Regions from separate parts of the Homo sapiens genome. Here region 1 is linked to region 2. A link is an interaction called in ENCODE POLR2A ChIA-PET data of the cell type or tissue named here. Cell type or tissue: B cell. All regions are shown on one strand. Links, peaks and the distances in the headings refer to the core of each region. The heading gives the core; the rest is flanking DNA.

What was found. ChIA-PET counts read pairs that join two places held together with the same protein. Peaks named below come from ENCODE experiments on the same cell type or tissue, not always from the same donor. Only the 100,000 strongest peaks of a DNase experiment are listed, where the experiment ranks them.
Region 1: POLR2A ChIA-PET joins it to region 2 with 10 read pairs; 2 of 35 experiments call an interaction of 5 or more read pairs at or near these places.

The regions. Positions count from the first base shown.
Region 1 is chr19:35,734,509-35,739,508 of GRCh38, forward strand. KMT2B (lysine methyltransferase 2B) reads left to right here. Exons shown (of 37, transcript NM_014727.3): 31 at 2,182-2,319; 32 at 2,404-2,478; 33 at 2,578-2,755; 34 at 3,128-3,235; 35 at 3,351-3,434; 36 at 3,554-3,683; 37 at 3,774-4,370. The coding sequence ends at 4,049. It overlaps IGFLR1 (IGF like family receptor 1), which reads right to left. Exons shown (of 5, transcript NM_024660.4): 5 at 4,293-5,000. The coding sequence ends at 4,772. Among named protein-coding and RNA genes, the nearest start is that of IGFLR1, 5.4 kb to the right of the region's middle. In B cell, for the core only: a CTCF peak has its summit at 3,136 (motif pointing left); a DNase peak (open chromatin) is centred at 3,124; H3K27ac peaks cover 1,165 bases.
Region 2 is chr19:36,165,203-36,176,217 of GRCh38, forward strand. No RefSeq gene overlaps it. Among named protein-coding and RNA genes, the nearest start is that of COX7A1, 18 kb to the left of the region's middle. In B cell, for the core only: CTCF peaks have their summits at 5,718 (motif pointing left) and 5,919; a DNase peak (open chromatin) is centred at 5,679.

The sequences.
Region 1 (5,000 bases), core at 1-5,000, 430 kb before region 2:
CAAGACAGCGGAGCCATGGATGGCAGGGAAGGGCAGGCTGGGATGGAAAAGGCAGTGGGAAGAGGCCTGGTGGCTGGTTTTGAACTGGTGACCTCTGAGGTAAAGGAGAGGAGGGAAAGCAGGTGTTTATGCAGAAACTGTAATACATGGGGTGGAGGCCCCTGGAGGAGGCTTGGCTGATGGACTCCTTGAAGCTGGCGGTGGAGTGGTGGAGTTTTCTGTTGGTCCCTGAGGGCAGTGGCTGGGGGAGTGGCTGCGGCCAGGTAAGCTGGTGGTCGAGCAGCCTGAGGCTGGGATTTTGTGGTGGCCCAATCCTGTCCAGATGTTTGGATTTTCTCATGACACACAGCTCAGTTGCTGAGCTGGGAAGCAGAGTGACGTGGATTGAGAGTGCTTAACTCAGAGGCTGCTTATGTCTCAGAGATGACATGAGAATATGGCAGTGGCCTTAGGAGGTCCCTGTCCTCAGGGATCAGACCACATTTTGGTGCGGGACACAGACATGTTAGCAAGGGCAGGTTAGAGTGGGCACTGAGAAACCGAGCAGTGAGAGCACCTGCCAGGGTCCTGTGGTCAGTCCTGCTGTGTTTGGGAAACTGGAAGTGAGGGTTGGGGGACACAGGGAAGAAGTTGACAGAGGTGGACTCTGGGGCACTGAGGCCTGGAGAAGACGGGAGTCACACGGCAGGAGTGTTGCTTTAGAGTCTCCCTTGGGGCAGGGGAGGTGGGGCAGGGTGGCCTGGAGAGGTGACATCGGGAGAGTGTGGCCATGTGGGTTTTGCCTCTCCTAAAGCCTGTTCCACTCAAGCTTTTGTGCCCCCAACCCCCAGTGGTCAGTCCCCAGCCCACACCTGCTTGAGCAGCAGCAGCGTTTGGTGCAGCGGATCCCTCCCGCCTTGAAGCATTGTCTTCCCGGCTTCCAAGGCTGCTCCTGCTCTCACCTCTGGTCCTGCCTCCTTGCTCACAGCTGTCAGGCTAGATGTGTCCCGGGACCCTGGCCTTGACTTCTGTGTATGCTCACTCCCAGGGGCTCCCTTCCAGCTTGGTGGCTGTCCTCCCGTCTGTGTTCTGATTGTCTCCACATTGCTCTCTCCAGCCTAGACCCTGTCCCTGAACTGTGGCCTCCTCCATCCTGTCCTGCTGCCTGCCCACCATCTCCACCAGCAGGTTGCAGGGGGAGGTTTCTAAGAGGCCTCTCAAAGTCAGCCTGTCCCAAACTGAGCCCTCCACCTGCACGCCAAACCCATTCTTCTTTTGCCTTCGCTGTCTCAGTCCACAGCAGTTTTATCCTTCCAGGTGTTCAAGCCCAGCGTTGTCCCGACCCCCATCCCCCTTCTTCACATCCACATCTACTACGTCAGCATATCCCGTCTGCCCTGTTTAATCTATTAACCCTCGAGAAATCCCCTAAATAGCTCATAACATACAGTGTACTTGGCTCTGTGCATGTGAGCCTATATAATAATATATTTGTAGCTGGGCACAGTGGCTCACGCCTGTAATCCCAGCACTTTGGGAGGCCGAGGCGGGCGGATCACCTGAGGTCAGCCTGGCCAACATGGTGAAACACCATCTGTACTGAAAATACAAAAATTAGCCGGGCGTGGTGGTGGGCGCCTGTAATCTCAGCTACTCGGGAGACTGAGGCAGGAGAATTGCCTGAATCTGAGAGGCACAGGTTGCAGTGAGCCGAGATCACACCATTGCATTCCAGCCTGGGAGACAGAACGAGACTTTGTCTCAAAAAATGATAATTTTATGTTTGTAACAGTTACAGAAATTTGCTGCATCTAAAAAAAATAGATGTGCAAAATACAATTCTCCAGTATTTTAAATTTTGTGTGAGAAACAGAATAATGACAGGTAGATGGGATGTATGGTACACTGGGTTTGAGTGAGCCATAGGCGTGTCCTGAAGAGCCAAAAGGCCCCAAGCCTCTGTGGAATGCTTTTGTACCCAAGAAGTCCTGCAGAAGAGGAGCCGCAGGCTCCTTAGGGGAAGAAATGTCCATTCTGCAGGGCTCACTGGGTAACTGGAGCAGAAGGAGGGCCATTAGACCCTAGTATCTGTGTCTGCGCCTAGGGGTGGAGAGAGTGGTGTCTGCTGGGAGCACAGCGGGGCTCAGGGGCTTTTGAGTCCGGGAAGGGTGATCTTCACTCCAACCTGCTTCTTGGGACCAGGTGAGGCTTCGAGCTCTGAGGAAGAGCCTCCATCCCCAGATGATAAAGAGAACCAGGCCCCAAAACGGACTGGCCCACATCTGCGCTTCGAGATCAGCAGTGAGGATGGGTTCAGCGTTGAGGCAGAGAGCTTGGAGGGTGAGTGGGGGGAGTGCAGTGGCAGGAGGGAGAGTGTCCATAAAACACCATCCTGACTCAGCTCTGGCTCTGCTGTCTCCCCAGGGGCGTGGAGAACTCTGATCGAGAAAGTGCAAGAGGCCCGAGGGCATGCCCGACTCAGACATCTCTCCTTTAGTGGTAAGGAGTGGGCCCCACAGGGGGCAGGGAGCTGGATGTCTCCCCGAGGGCACCATGGGCCCTCCACATGACAGGTGTGTCCTCAACATCTCCCCTCAGGAATGAGTGGGGCGAGACTCCTGGGCATCCACCATGATGCTGTCATCTTCCTGGCCGAGCAGCTCCCCGGAGCCCAGCGTTGCCAGCACTATAAGTTCCGTTACCACCAGCAGGGAGAGGGCCAGGAGGAGCCGCCCCTGAATCCCCATGGGGCTGCTCGGGCAGAGGTCTATCTCCGGTGAGAGGTCTGGGGTGTGATGCCTGGGTCAGGGCGCCCCTATGAGAGCTCTTGAGGGTGGGAGTTAACTGTAGAGGTTGGAAACTGAGGCCTGGGGAGGAGACACTAGGTCACTTGAAGAGTTATTTCTAGAGTTAGCCAGGCTCCGTGGCTCATGCCTGTAATCCCGCCACTTTGGGAGGCCGAGGCAGGAGGATCGCATGAGCCCAGGAGTTGGAGACCAGCGTAGGCAACATGGCAAAACCCCATCTCTAAAATAAAAATTTAAAAAAGTTATTTCTAGAGCTGACATCAGAAAAATGAACCCCACCCATTTCCCTGTTAGCTCTGTCTTCAACAGTATATTCCTCCTTCCCCTGCTGCCACCTGCAGGAAGTGCACCTTTGACATGTTCAACTTCCTGGCCTCCCAGCACCGGGTGCTCCCTGAGGGGGCCACCTGTGATGAGGAAGAGGATGAGGTGCAGCTCAGGTCAACCAGGTATGGAGTGTGAGCTGGGGGGCGGGTGGTGGTCTGGAAGGGTCTTAGAGAGTGAGCAGGGGTGAGAGAGGTCATTCTGAGCACCAGCCTGGGTGACACTGCTGTCCCTCACCAGACGTGCCACCAGCCTGGAGCTGCCCATGGCCATGCGTTTTCGTCACCTTAAGAAGACGTCCAAAGAAGCTGTGGGTGTCTACAGGTGAGTGGGGTTGGGGGGGAGGATGCCCCTTGGGTGGACGGACAGGTGCACTGGGTAGGGGGTACTGTCTGGTTTCTGTCCCCCTCCCCCCTGAGTTCCCTGTTCATCCTGCCCTGCAGATCAGCCATCCACGGGCGAGGCCTGTTCTGTAAGCGCAACATCGACGCGGGGGAGATGGTCATCGAGTACTCTGGCATTGTCATCCGCTCGGTGTTGACTGACAAGCGGGAGAAGTTCTACGATGGGAAGGTGGGCTCCCAGTGGCTGTGGGAAGACAGTGGGTGAAGCGAGCCTGTCCGCGGGGACAGAGCACCTGATCTCCCCACCTCATCCCTGCAGGGCATCGGGTGCTATATGTTCCGCATGGATGACTTTGATGTAGTGGACGCCACGATGCATGGCAATGCCGCCCGCTTCATCAACCACTCCTGTGAGCCCAACTGCTTCTCTCGGGTCATCCACGTGGAGGGCCAGAAACACATTGTTATCTTCGCCCTGCGCCGCATCCTGCGTGGTGAGGAGCTCACCTACGACTACAAGTTCCCCATCGAGGATGCCAGCAACAAGCTGCCCTGCAACTGTGGCGCCAAGCGCTGCCGTCGGTTCCTTAACTGAGGCCGTGGCTGCCCACCACGACCCCTCACACCTCCTGCTGCCGTCGCTGCCATCTTGCCCCTAGCCTGGGGGCTCCCTAGCCCCTCCCAGAGCATCTCACCCCCACCCTCATGTTCAGGGTGGATGTGGGCATGCAGGTGACAAGGGCCCTGCCTCCACCCCTCCAGCCCATCCAGCAATCGCCCCCTTTCTGCCCTGGGGGCCCAGGATGTAGATATTGTACAAAGGTTTCTAAATCCCTTCTTTTCTATGCACTTTTTTATTTAAGAGGTGGGGTCCCAGGTGGGAACCCCCCCACAATAAAGTCTGTCAATGTTTGGAGAGGTGGTCTTCCCATTTGTAGGCTGTGGGGGCAGGTAGGAACCCCACTTCTACACACCCACCCATCATGACCCAAGGAAGTTCATCAGCCTCAACAGGTAGGTGAGGCCATCATTCAGAATTAGAAGTCAGTCATGGGGTCTGTTACGGCTTCAGAACAACACAACACAGCAACTGTCTGTAGCAGGGTTGTTTCCCAGAGGGGATTCTGGTGGCCCAGAGGCACCTGGGGTCAGCCCTCCCACATGTGGCCCTGTGTGTATGTTGGAATAGGCCCTTCTAGGGCGAAGAGCAGTGAGGCTATCTGTTGGGTCTTTGCCCAATTAGGATTGTACTTCAAGAAGTACTTCAGTGCTAATTGTATACTGGGCTTAGTAGTCAGCAAAGTTCTTTATTGGGTGTTAAGCCCAGCAAACCCCAGATGAGCCAAGCTTGGACAGCACCCGCAATGCATCTGCCCGCCCTAGCTGGGCGAGGTGTGTGCCAAGCTGGCCCAGGGAGGCAGAGGGCTCCCTTGCCACCACCATCTCAATCAGAGCCCGCAGCGGCGAGCGACTCGGCCTCAGCGAATAGGCAAAGGTGGACCAGGCAGCAGGCAGCCCATATCTTGCGGCCAGGTGTCGAGTAGTG
Region 2 (11,015 bases), core at 2,669-7,668:
TTCTCTTGCTCTGGTCTCCACTCAAAGCATGCAGCCTTCTGGGTGATTTTGCAGATGGGTCAAAACAGCATACTCAATGTTGCCTCCCAAATAAAAAAACCTACCGACCATTGTACTTCTTTCTTTGTGGTAGGTACTGCAACTTGCAGCAACTTGTCTTTCACCTTAGAAAAGATATCTTTCTTGGCCGGGCGCAGTGGCTCACGCCTGTAATCCCAGCACTTTGGGAGGCCGAGGCGGCGGATCACCTGAGGTCGGGAGTTCGAGACCAGCCTGACCAACATGGAGAAACCCCAGTCTCTACTAAAAATACAAAATTAGCAAGGCGTGGTGGCGCATGCCTGGAATCCCAGCTACTCAGCCGGCTGAGGCAGGAGAATCGCTTGAACCTGGGAGGTGGAGGTTGCGGTGAGCCGAGATGGTGCCATTGCATTCCAGCCTGGGCAACAAGAGTGAAATTCCGTCTCAAAAAAAAAAGAAGAAGAAAAGAAAAAATATCTTTCTTTCTTGCTGGGTGTGGTGGCTCATGCCCGAAATCCCAGCACTTTGGGATGCCCAGGCAGGCGGATTGCCTGAGCTCAGGAGTTCGAGACCAGCCTGGGCAACAAAGTGAAACCCCTTCTCTACTAAAATACAAAAAATTAGCTGGGTGTGCTGCTGTGCGCCTGTAGTCCCAGCTACTTGGGAGGCTGAGGCAGAATTGCTTGAACCCCAGAGATGGAGGTTGCAGTAAGCCGAGATCATGCCACTGCACTCTAGCCTGGGTGACAGAGCGACACTCCATCTCCAAAAAAAAAAAAAAAAAAAAAGTAGAAAAGATATCTTTATTTCCCTCCCTCCCTCCTTTCCCTCTTTCCTTCCTTTTTGAGACAGGGTCTCACTTTGTCACCCAGACTGAAGCGCAGTGATAAAATCACAGCTCAGCAGCTTCAACATCCTGGGCTCAAGTGATCCTCCAATCTCAACCTCCTGAATAGCTGGGACAACAGTTGTGGACCACCATGCCCGGCTAATTTTATAGAGATGAGGTCCTACTCTATTGTCCAGGCTGGTCTCTAACTCCTGGGCTCAAACAATCCTCCCGCCTGAGCCTCTGAAGGGCTGAGATTATAGGCATGAGCCACTGTGCCTGGCCTGAAGATAATTTTAGATCCTTATCAGACTGGAGATGGTACCAGAGGAATCTACATTAACGAGTTTTCTTTTTTTTTTGTTGAGACAGAGTCTCACTCCGTTGCCCAGGCTGGAGTGCAGTGGTGTAATCTCGGCTCACTGCAACCTTCGCCTCCCGGGTTCAAGCGATTCTCCTCCTTCAGCCTCGTGAGTAGCTGGGATTACAGGCGCCACCACCGTGCTCAGCTTTTTTTGTTTTGCTTTGTTTTTTTTGTATTTTTAGTAGGGACGGGTTTCACCATGTTGGCCAGGCTGGTCTTGAACTCCTGACCACAGATGATTTGCCTGCCTCGGCCTCCCAAAGTGCTGGGATTACAGGCGTGAGCCGCCATGCCGGGCCAACAAGTTTTCAAACTAGGCTTCCTCTGCTTTTATTTGGCTTCTCACAAGTTACTACCCCTTTTCCTTTGTTCTATAATTTCTCTAAAAATTTTATGCTTTTTGTTGAAGACGCTGTATAAGCTGGAATTCGAAGCCACCTCTTTGAGAACTACTCATTCCCTGGGTGTCTCCCATGTGTATAAGAAATATACATGTTAATAAGCTTCTGTTTGTTTTTCTCTTATTATCTTTTGTTACAGGGGTACATTCCAACTAGGAACTTATGAGGATTAAAGAAAAAATATTTTTCAGGCCAGGCACCATGGCTCATGCCTGTAATCCCAGCACTTTGGGAGGCCGAGGCAGGTGGATTACCTGGGGTCAGGAGTTCAAGACCAGCCTGGATAACATGGCGAAATCCCGTCTCTACTAAAAATACAAAAATTAGCTGGGTGTGGTGGCATACACCTGTAGTCCCACTACTTGGGAGGCTGAGGCAGGAGAATCACTTGAACCCAGGAGACGGAGGTTGCAGTGAGCCGAGATCGCGCCACTTCACTCCAGCCTGGGCAACAGAGTGAGACTCTATCTCAAAAAAAAAAAAAAAAAAAAAGCCAGGCATGGTGGCTTACACCTGTAATCCCAGCACTTTGGGAGGCCGAGGCGGGCATATTACAAGCTCAGGATTTCGAGACCCGCCTAGCCAGCATGGTGAAACCCCATCTCTACTAAAACTACAAAAAATTAGATGGGCATGGTGGCACGCGCCTGTAATCTGAGCTACTCGGGAGACTGAGGCAGGAGACTTGCTTGAACCCGGGAGGCAGAGGTTGCAGTGAGCCGAGATTGTGCCACTGTACTCCAGCCTGGGCGACAGAGTGAGACTCTGTCTCAAAAATATATATATTTTTCTTCCCCTGTAACCCCCCAAAACTTCACTGAGGTGGGAGGGGGTCGCTGAATTTTGATGGTGACTTTCTCCAATTTTCTCATTCGTACATACCTTACTAAAGCATTTAAAGTACTTGCTATTTGTTGCTCGTCAGGACCAATCAGCATAATGTCATTCTTGTAGCAGACCGATGTGATGGCTTGTGAAATGTCAAAATGATCAAGATTTAGTGGACAATATTGGGGCAAAGAGCAGGAGAACTGCTGTAGCCTGGAAATACCACTCTCAAGGTATACTGTTGGGTCTGCCAATTAAAAGCAAACTGCTTCTGGTGGTCCTTGAAAATTGATATGGAGAAAAAGGCATTAGGCAGGTTAATAGCTGCATACCAATACCAGATTCTGTTGATTTGTTCCAGCAAGCATATTACATCTGGTACAGCAGCTACAATTAGAATAACTATCTGATTATGTTTACAATAGCCCACAGTCATTCCTCAAGTTATTCTTTTTTGACACGCTTATTTATTTATTTATTCATTTTTTCAAGACACGGTCTTGCCCTGCCGTCCAGGCTGGAGTGCAGTGGTGCAATCTTGGCTCACTGCAACCTCCACCTCCTGGGTTCAAATGACCCTTCCACCTCAGCCTCCCGAGTAGCTGGGATCACAGGCATGGGCCACCACACCTGGCTAACTTTTGTATTTTTAAAGAGATGGGATTTCGCCATGTTGCCCAGGCTGATCTCGAACTCTTGAGCTAAAGTGATCTGCCTACCTCAGCCTCCCAAAGTGCTGGGATTACAGGAGAGAGCCACCTTGCCTGGCCGTGATGCTTATTATTTTAAACCACTGTTTTGGGTGGCGGTGTTTTTGAGACAGAGTTTCGCTCTTGTTGCCCAGGCTGGAGCGCAGTGGTGCGATCTCAGCTCACTGCAACATCCACCTCCTGGATTCAAGTGATTCTCCTGCCTCAGGCCTCTCCAGTAGCTGGGATTACAGGTGCCTGCCACCACGCCCGGCTAATTTTTTGTATTTCTAATAGAGACAGGGTTTCCTCATGTTGGCCAGATTGGTCTCGAACTCCAGACCTCGGGTGATCCACCTGCCTCGGCCTCCCACAGTGCGGGGATTACAGGCGTGAGCCACCGTGCCAGGCCTGTTTTTGTTTGTTTTTTGAAACAGTTTCATTCTGTCTCCCAGGCTTGAGTGCAGTGGTGCGGTCTTGGCTCACTGCAACCTCCACCTCCCAGGTTCAAGCAATTCTCCTGCCTCAGCCTCCCGAGCAGCTGGGATTACAGGCATGTGCCACCATGCCCAGCTAATTTTTGTATTTTTAATAGAGATGGGGTTTCACTATGTTGGCCATGCTAGTCTCAAATTCCTGGCCTCCAGTGATCCACCGGCCTTGGCCTCCCAAAGTGCTGGGAATTACAGGGGTGAGGCACCGCACCTGGCCTTGGGTGTTTTTTAATATAACAAAAGCTAATTGACATAGGGACATGCATTTCTGCTTCACCAAAGTCCCCACCAACCCCTATTGTCTTCCATCTATTTCACTTACTCCTATTTCTGGCATGGTCCTTGTAGGCATTTGAGTTTGCCACTCATGGATAGGGCCTGGCATGGCAAACTGCCTGGACCTTCCGCACTGCTCCCTACCATCACCCTCCAATCCCAGTTCCTGGGAGGGAATCCCGGGTCTCATTCCACCCATTTCTCCTCCCCAGCACCTTCCCCAGTTCCTGCCCACCATCATCTTCTCGCTTCTGGCTCACTGCACCCATCTCTTCTCTGTTCTCCGTGTATACAGCTGTAATCATTATCTAGTTAATTGCTCCGACTCTGAGAGAGTAATAAAATTTCTCTTATCTCAACACAAAGTCTTTGGTTACAGCCTGGACAAGTTTCCTGGATTAAGCTCCAAGGTGCCAGGAAGTCTGGAACAATATCTCCATATCAAAAACAATGAAGCAGCTGGCACAGGGGCTCACGCCTGTAATCCCAGCCTGGGCGACAGAGCGAGTCCTTGTCTCTAAACAAAACAAAACAAAAACTGCTGCTGCCATAGCACAGGTCTCATTTAGGAATGGTTTTGTCAACTTGCGGGACAAATGAGCTCAAACTCAGTATAAATGGCCAGCTGGGGGATGCCATCTCTGCTGCTCTGTATCGGTTTACATGAGGACTTAGCTGCTAGAACAAAAAAGCACCAACATATGTGGTTTAAAGAACACAGAATTGCCAGGCATGGTGGCTCACGCCTGTAATCCCAGCACTTTGGGAAGCTAAGGCGGATGGATCACTTGAGGTCAGGAGTTCAAAATCAGCCTGGCCAACATGGTGAAATCTCGTCTCTACTAAAAATACAAAAATATTAGCCGGGCATGGTGGCGGGTGCCTATAACCCTAGCTACTCAGGAGGCTGAGGCAGGAGAATTGCTTGAACCTGGGAGGTGGTGGTTGCAGTGAGGTGAGATCGAGCCACTGCACTCCAGCCTGGGCAAGACTCCGTCTCAAAATAAATAAATAAATAAATAAATAAAAACAGAATTTACATACCAACGGATCTCAATATAGGGGTCTTATTTGGATCTTGATATAAACAAATATTTTAAAATTTATGACTTTTTTTTTTTTTTTTTTTTTTAGACAAGGTCTCACTCCAGCCTGGGTGAGGTGACAGAGTGAAACTATGTCTCAAAAAAAAAAAAAAAAAAGAGTCCTTATATCTTAGAAACACATAAACACATACTCATTTTTTTTTTTTGGTGGCATGGTGTGATGTATAGTGTATTAGCTATCTATTGCTAAGTAACAAATTTTACCCCCAAATGTAGCAGTTCAGTTGACTTTCTCTTGAGAGGGAGTCTCATTCTGTCGCCCAGGCTGGAGTGCAGTGGCACGATCTTGGCTCACTGCAACCTCCGCCTCCCGGATTCAAGCGATTCTCCTGCTTCAGACTCCCGACTAGCTGGGATTACAGGCGCCCGCCACCACGCCCTGCTAATTTTTGTATTTTTAGTAGAGATGGGATTTCGCCATGTTGGCCAGGCTGGTCTCGAACTCCTAAATTCAGGTGATCCGCCAGCCTCACCTTCTCAAAGTGCTGTGATTACAGGCATGAGCCACGGTGCCCGGCCACGCAGTTCAGAACAATACTTATTTATTATCTCAGTTTCTGCGAGTGTAGAATGTGTGGATGGTTCAGCCCTGCCACAATCACACAGCGGGTGGGAAGACCACAGGAGTTGCGGGTTGTAGGTGGGAAGGGGACCTGCCCTCGGGCGGACTTTGGTGCCGCTCTGCTGCCATCTTGTGGCGGGCACAGAAACAACTGCCCTTTCCACCTGGTCCTTCCCATACTCTAACCATTCTTGGTATTTTAGAACTTGCTATTCAAAATTTTTAGTTTTTATTCTCCCAGTTGCTGAACAGATGATAAAGTCACATGGTTTAAAATTCATGAGGATAAACAGGGTCTTCCTCTCCCTGGGGACTCTAGGTTTCTTTCCAGGGGAACTATTCTATGTTATTTCTTTTTTTCTTTTCTTTTTTTCTTTTTCTTTTTCTTTTTTGAGATGGAGTCTCGCTCTGTTGCCCAGGCTGGAGTGCAGTGGTGCGAACTCGGCTCACTGCAACCTCCGCCTCCTGGGTTGAAGCGATTCTTCTGCCTCAGCCTCCTGAGCAGCTGGGATTACAGGCGTGCACCACCACACCCGGCTTTTTTTTTTTTTTTTTTTTTGTATTTTTAGTAGAGAAGGAAGTTTTACCATGTTAGTCAGGCTGGTCTCAAACTCCTGACCGCAGGTTATCCGCCCGCCTCGGCCTTCCAAAGTGCTGGGATTACAGGCATGAGCCACCGCGCCCAGCCACTTACTTGTTTCTTGTGTATCTTTCTGGGAAAAGTTCATGTATATACAAAAGCAAACAACACACACATACACGACCAACAACAACAAGAGCACCCCCCAAAACATGCCCAGCCTTTCCCAGTAATAAAAGGATAATTTGTTCCTGGCCAGGTGTGGTGGCTCACACCTGAAATCCCAACATTTTGGGAGGCTGAGACAAGAGGACCACTGAAGCCCAGGAATTGGAGACCAGCCTAGGAAACACAGTGAGATCCCTTCTCAACAAAAATAAAAATAAAAAAATTAGCTGGGCGTGGTGGCCCATGCCTGTGGTCCCAGCTACTGGGAAAGGCTGAGGTGAGGGAATCACTTGGGCCTGAGAGGCAGAGGTTGCAGTGAGCCAGGATTGCACCACTGCACTCCACCCTGGGTGACAGAATGTGACCCTGTCTCAAAAATAAAAAATAAGGCCGGGTGCGGTGGCTCACGCCTGTACTCCCAGCACTTTGGGAGGCCGAGGCAGGCGGATCACGAGGTCAAGAGATCGAGACCATCCTGGCTAATGCGGTGAAACCCTGTCTCTACTAAAAATACAAAAAATTAGCCAGGCATGGTGGCGGGTGCCTGTAGTCCCAGCTACTTGGGGGGCTGAGGCAGGAGAATGGCGTGAACCCGGGAGGCGGAGCTTGCAGTGAGCCGAGATTGCGCCACTGCACTTGGGCCTGGGTGAAAGAGCCAGACTCCATCTCAAAATAAATAAATAAATAATAAAAAATAAAAAAAGGTTAGTTATTATGATCCTGCCAGCATCTCAGCTACATGAATGCGTGGAGTTTTTCAGTATTGTTCCCTGCTGATCTCCAGTGTCTGGAACAGTGCCTGACACACAGTAGGTGCTCAGGAAATATATTTCAGTTCGTAATGATGGGAAATGTCAAACACACAAAAACACAGCAAGTAGAATAATGAACCCCCTGTACCTATCACCGAGCCTCAGCAAACTTGCCTCATCTATACCCCACCCACCTTTTCCCCTCAATGGATTTTTAAATCAAAGCCAAGGCATCATCATATCCTTTCATCCATGAATACTTCAAATTCTATCTCTAAGAGACAACTCCATATCACACCTAAACAATTAACATGAATTCCTTAATACAACTAAATATCCAGTCAGGGTTCAATACCCATTTTTTTCCATTGGGTCATATAATATTTTTTGTTTGTTCAAAACATAAATATATTATTTGATTACTTGTTCAAATCAGTATCAATAAATACTGTTCCAGGCATAGTGGCACATCACGATAGTCCCAGCCACTCAGGAGGCTGAGGCAGGAGGACTTCTTTTTTTTTTGAGACAGGGTTTTGCTCTGTTCCCCAGGCTGGAGTTCAGTGGTGTGATCATAGCTCACTGTAGCCTTGATGTCCAGGCTCAAGTGATCTTCCCACCTCGGCCTCCCTAGTAACTTGGACCACAGGTGCACATCACCATACCTAGCTAATTTTTTTATTTTTATTTTTGTAGAGATGGGGGTCTCACTATGTTGCCCAAGCTGGTCTTAAACTCCCAGGCTCCAGTGATCCTCCTGTCTCGGCCTCCCGAAGTGCTGAGATTACAGGCGTGAGCCACTGTGCCTGGTCAAATGTGACTACTACTTTTTTTTTTTTTTTTTTTTTTAGACAGTCTCACTCCATTACCCAGGCTGGAGCACAGTGTTTCGATCTTGGCTCACTGCAATCTCTGCCTCCTGGGTCAAGCAATTCTTGTGCTTTAGCATCCTGAGTAGCTGGAATTACAGGTGTGTGTCACCACACTCGGCTAATTTTTGGATTTTTAGTAGAGACAGGGTTTCGCCATGTTGGCTGGCTGGTCTCGAACTCCTGACCTCAGGTGATCTGCCTGGCTCAGCCTCCCAAAGTGCTGGGATTAGTGGTGTGAGCCACCGCATCTGGCCCAAATGCGATTTCTTGAAGCTCTCCCTTACCTCAAAGAACAGAGTCTGGCTCTTCCATTCTGACAGTAAGCACAGGTCTATCATTGCCTTCAGTTGCCTTCAGGACCACTGGGGTCTGTTGCAGTCACTTTAGGGGATTGAGTCTTTGGCCACCTCTCAGAGTCCTTGAACAGTCTCAGCCAGCTGCTTAGGTTGAATGATCAAAGCAGCAAGTCCTGGCTTCACTGAACCAAAAATGTCCCTTCCAGAATTGGAAGCTGTTCTGGTGTTTTCTGCACAAAAGTGTAAACATAGATTCAAGTTCCAGTGCTTTCTGCATCCAACAGAATTCCATAGAAGGCCCTGGCTCTGACCTCGATGGAATGCATGGAAGACAGGAAGATACTCTTAAACCCAGCCTGCTGCAAACACAGGTTACTTCCAGCACGAAAAAGTTACACCCGAGGAGGTGGCCATTCTCTTCTCAAGAGGTGGTGAGTCTAGGCCCTTCTTGCAGAAGCAGAGCTGCACATACACATCTTTTTTTTTTTTTTTTTTTTTAAGACACGGTCTTGGTCTGTTGCCCAGGCTGGAGTGCAGTGGTGCAATCTCAGCCTTCTGGTTTCAAGCAGTCCTCCCGCCTCAGCCTCCTGAGTAGCTGGGACTACGGGTGCATGCCAGCACGTCTGGCTAATTTTTGTATTTTTTGTAGAGATGAGGTTTTGCCGTGTTGCGTATGCTGGTCTTGAACTCCTGGGCTCAAGCTATCTGCCTGCCTCAGCCTCCCAAAGTGCTGGGATTACAGACGTAAGCCATCATGCCCGGCCAAATTCCTTATCCTTATCTCTTTCTCTCTCTTTTTCTTTTTCTTTTTTTCTTTTTTGTTTGTTAAGACAGGGTTTCACTCTGTTGCCCAGGTTGGAGTACAAGAGGCAGGATCACAGCTCACAGCAGCTTCGAACTCCTGGGCTCAAGTGATCCTCCCTCCTCAGCATCCTGAGTAGCTGGGACTATAGGTGTGCCACTACACCTGGCCAATTTTTAAATTTTTTGGAGATAGTGTCTTGCTGTGTTGCCCAGGTTGGTTTTAACTCCTGGCCTCAAGCGATCCTTTCACTGGCCCCTCCCAAAGTGTTGGGATTATAGGAATGAGACACTGCACCTGACCTCCTTATTATTCTCTTTTTTTTTAGACGGAGTCTCGCTCTGTCACCCAGGCTGGAGTGCAGTGCTGCGATCTCGGCTCACTGTAACCTCTGCCTCCCAGGTTCAAGCGATTCTCTTGTCTCAGCCTCCCGAGAAGCTAGGATTACAGGTGCACGCCACCACGCCTGGCTAATTTTGAATTTTTAGTAGAGACAGGGTTTTACCATGTTGGCCAGGCTGATCTTGAACTCCTGACCTCAGGTGATCTGCCCACCTTGGCCTCCCAAAGTGCTGGGATTACAGGTGTGAGTCACCGCACCCGGCCCCTTCTCTTTTAAAGTAGAAAAAAAAAAGCCACCCACCAGAGACATAAATGGCAATGCATGCATCAGGCATGGTGCTAGGAACTTTATACACATGTAATCCTTTCAAAAATAGCTCTTTTAAGTAAGAAAAATATGACCCCTCCCCATATTAAATGAACAAGGGATATGAACATACAAGTAATTTATTCAATTAACAAATATTTATTGAGCACCTACTATATTTTAGGCACTGTGCTAAAATCAATTCCAATGGTCAACAAATATGTGAACAAATGGTAATCATTATTGAAGGAATGCAAATGTACAAAAAGTGACTTTTCCATTTTTCACCTATTCAATGGTCTATATTCAAAATAAATGATTCTCCAGGATTGGATGAGCGTGGCTTTGGGATCTCTTCTACTGTAGGTAGATGTACAGCTGCATAATCTTCCTGAAGGCACTTGAGCAATGTCTATAGAATGGCTTAAAATGCATACATATCTTAAAAATGGCCAACCAGGAGCAGGAAGCACTCCTAACAACCTGATTGTGGTTTCCAAATGCCATTTGGGAAAGTACCAAAATACCTAAAGGAAAGAAGAGGGCTCCTTGGAAAATGGCGACTTAAAGGTGAGAGACAGGAAATGAACAAGATGAACTTGGAACATCTTGTGGTGGCAGACGGGGCAAATAATCAAAGAGGACTGGGTCATAGCAAAAGGACACAGGAGCCAACTGGAAGAGGCTCTTCCACACCCAACATGGAGGCATTTGAGCATCACTGAGGGTGCAATTTAAATGGATTGAAACACATTAAACATCACACACACACACACACACACACACACACACACACACACACACACCTGCATCTAAATGCATCAGCTACCATGGCAGAATGCTGGGGGAGCCAATTCATTATTATTATTTCTGAGACAGTTTCGCTCTTGTCACCCAGGCTGGAGCGCAGTGGCGCGATCTCGGCTCACTGCAACCTCCGCCTCCTGGGTTCAGGCAATTCTCCTGCCTCAGCCTCCCAAGTAGCTAGGATTACAGGCACGCGCCACCACGCCTGGCTAATTTTTGTATTTTTACTAGAGATAGTATTTCACCATTTTGGCCAGGCTGGTCTCGAACTCCTGACCTCAAGTAATCTGCCTGCCTCGGCCTCTCAAAGTGCTGAGATTACAGGCATGAGCCACCCTGCCTGACCTCAACTCATTATTATGAAAACCAGTAAAGAGAAAGAAGCATTTATCCTGCAATTCTTTTCTTTTCCTTTTTCCTTTTTTTTTTTTTTTTTTTTTTTGAGACGGAGTCTCACTCTGTCGCCCAGGCTGGAGTGCAGTGGTGCGATTTCGGCTCACTGCAACCTCCGCCTCCCAG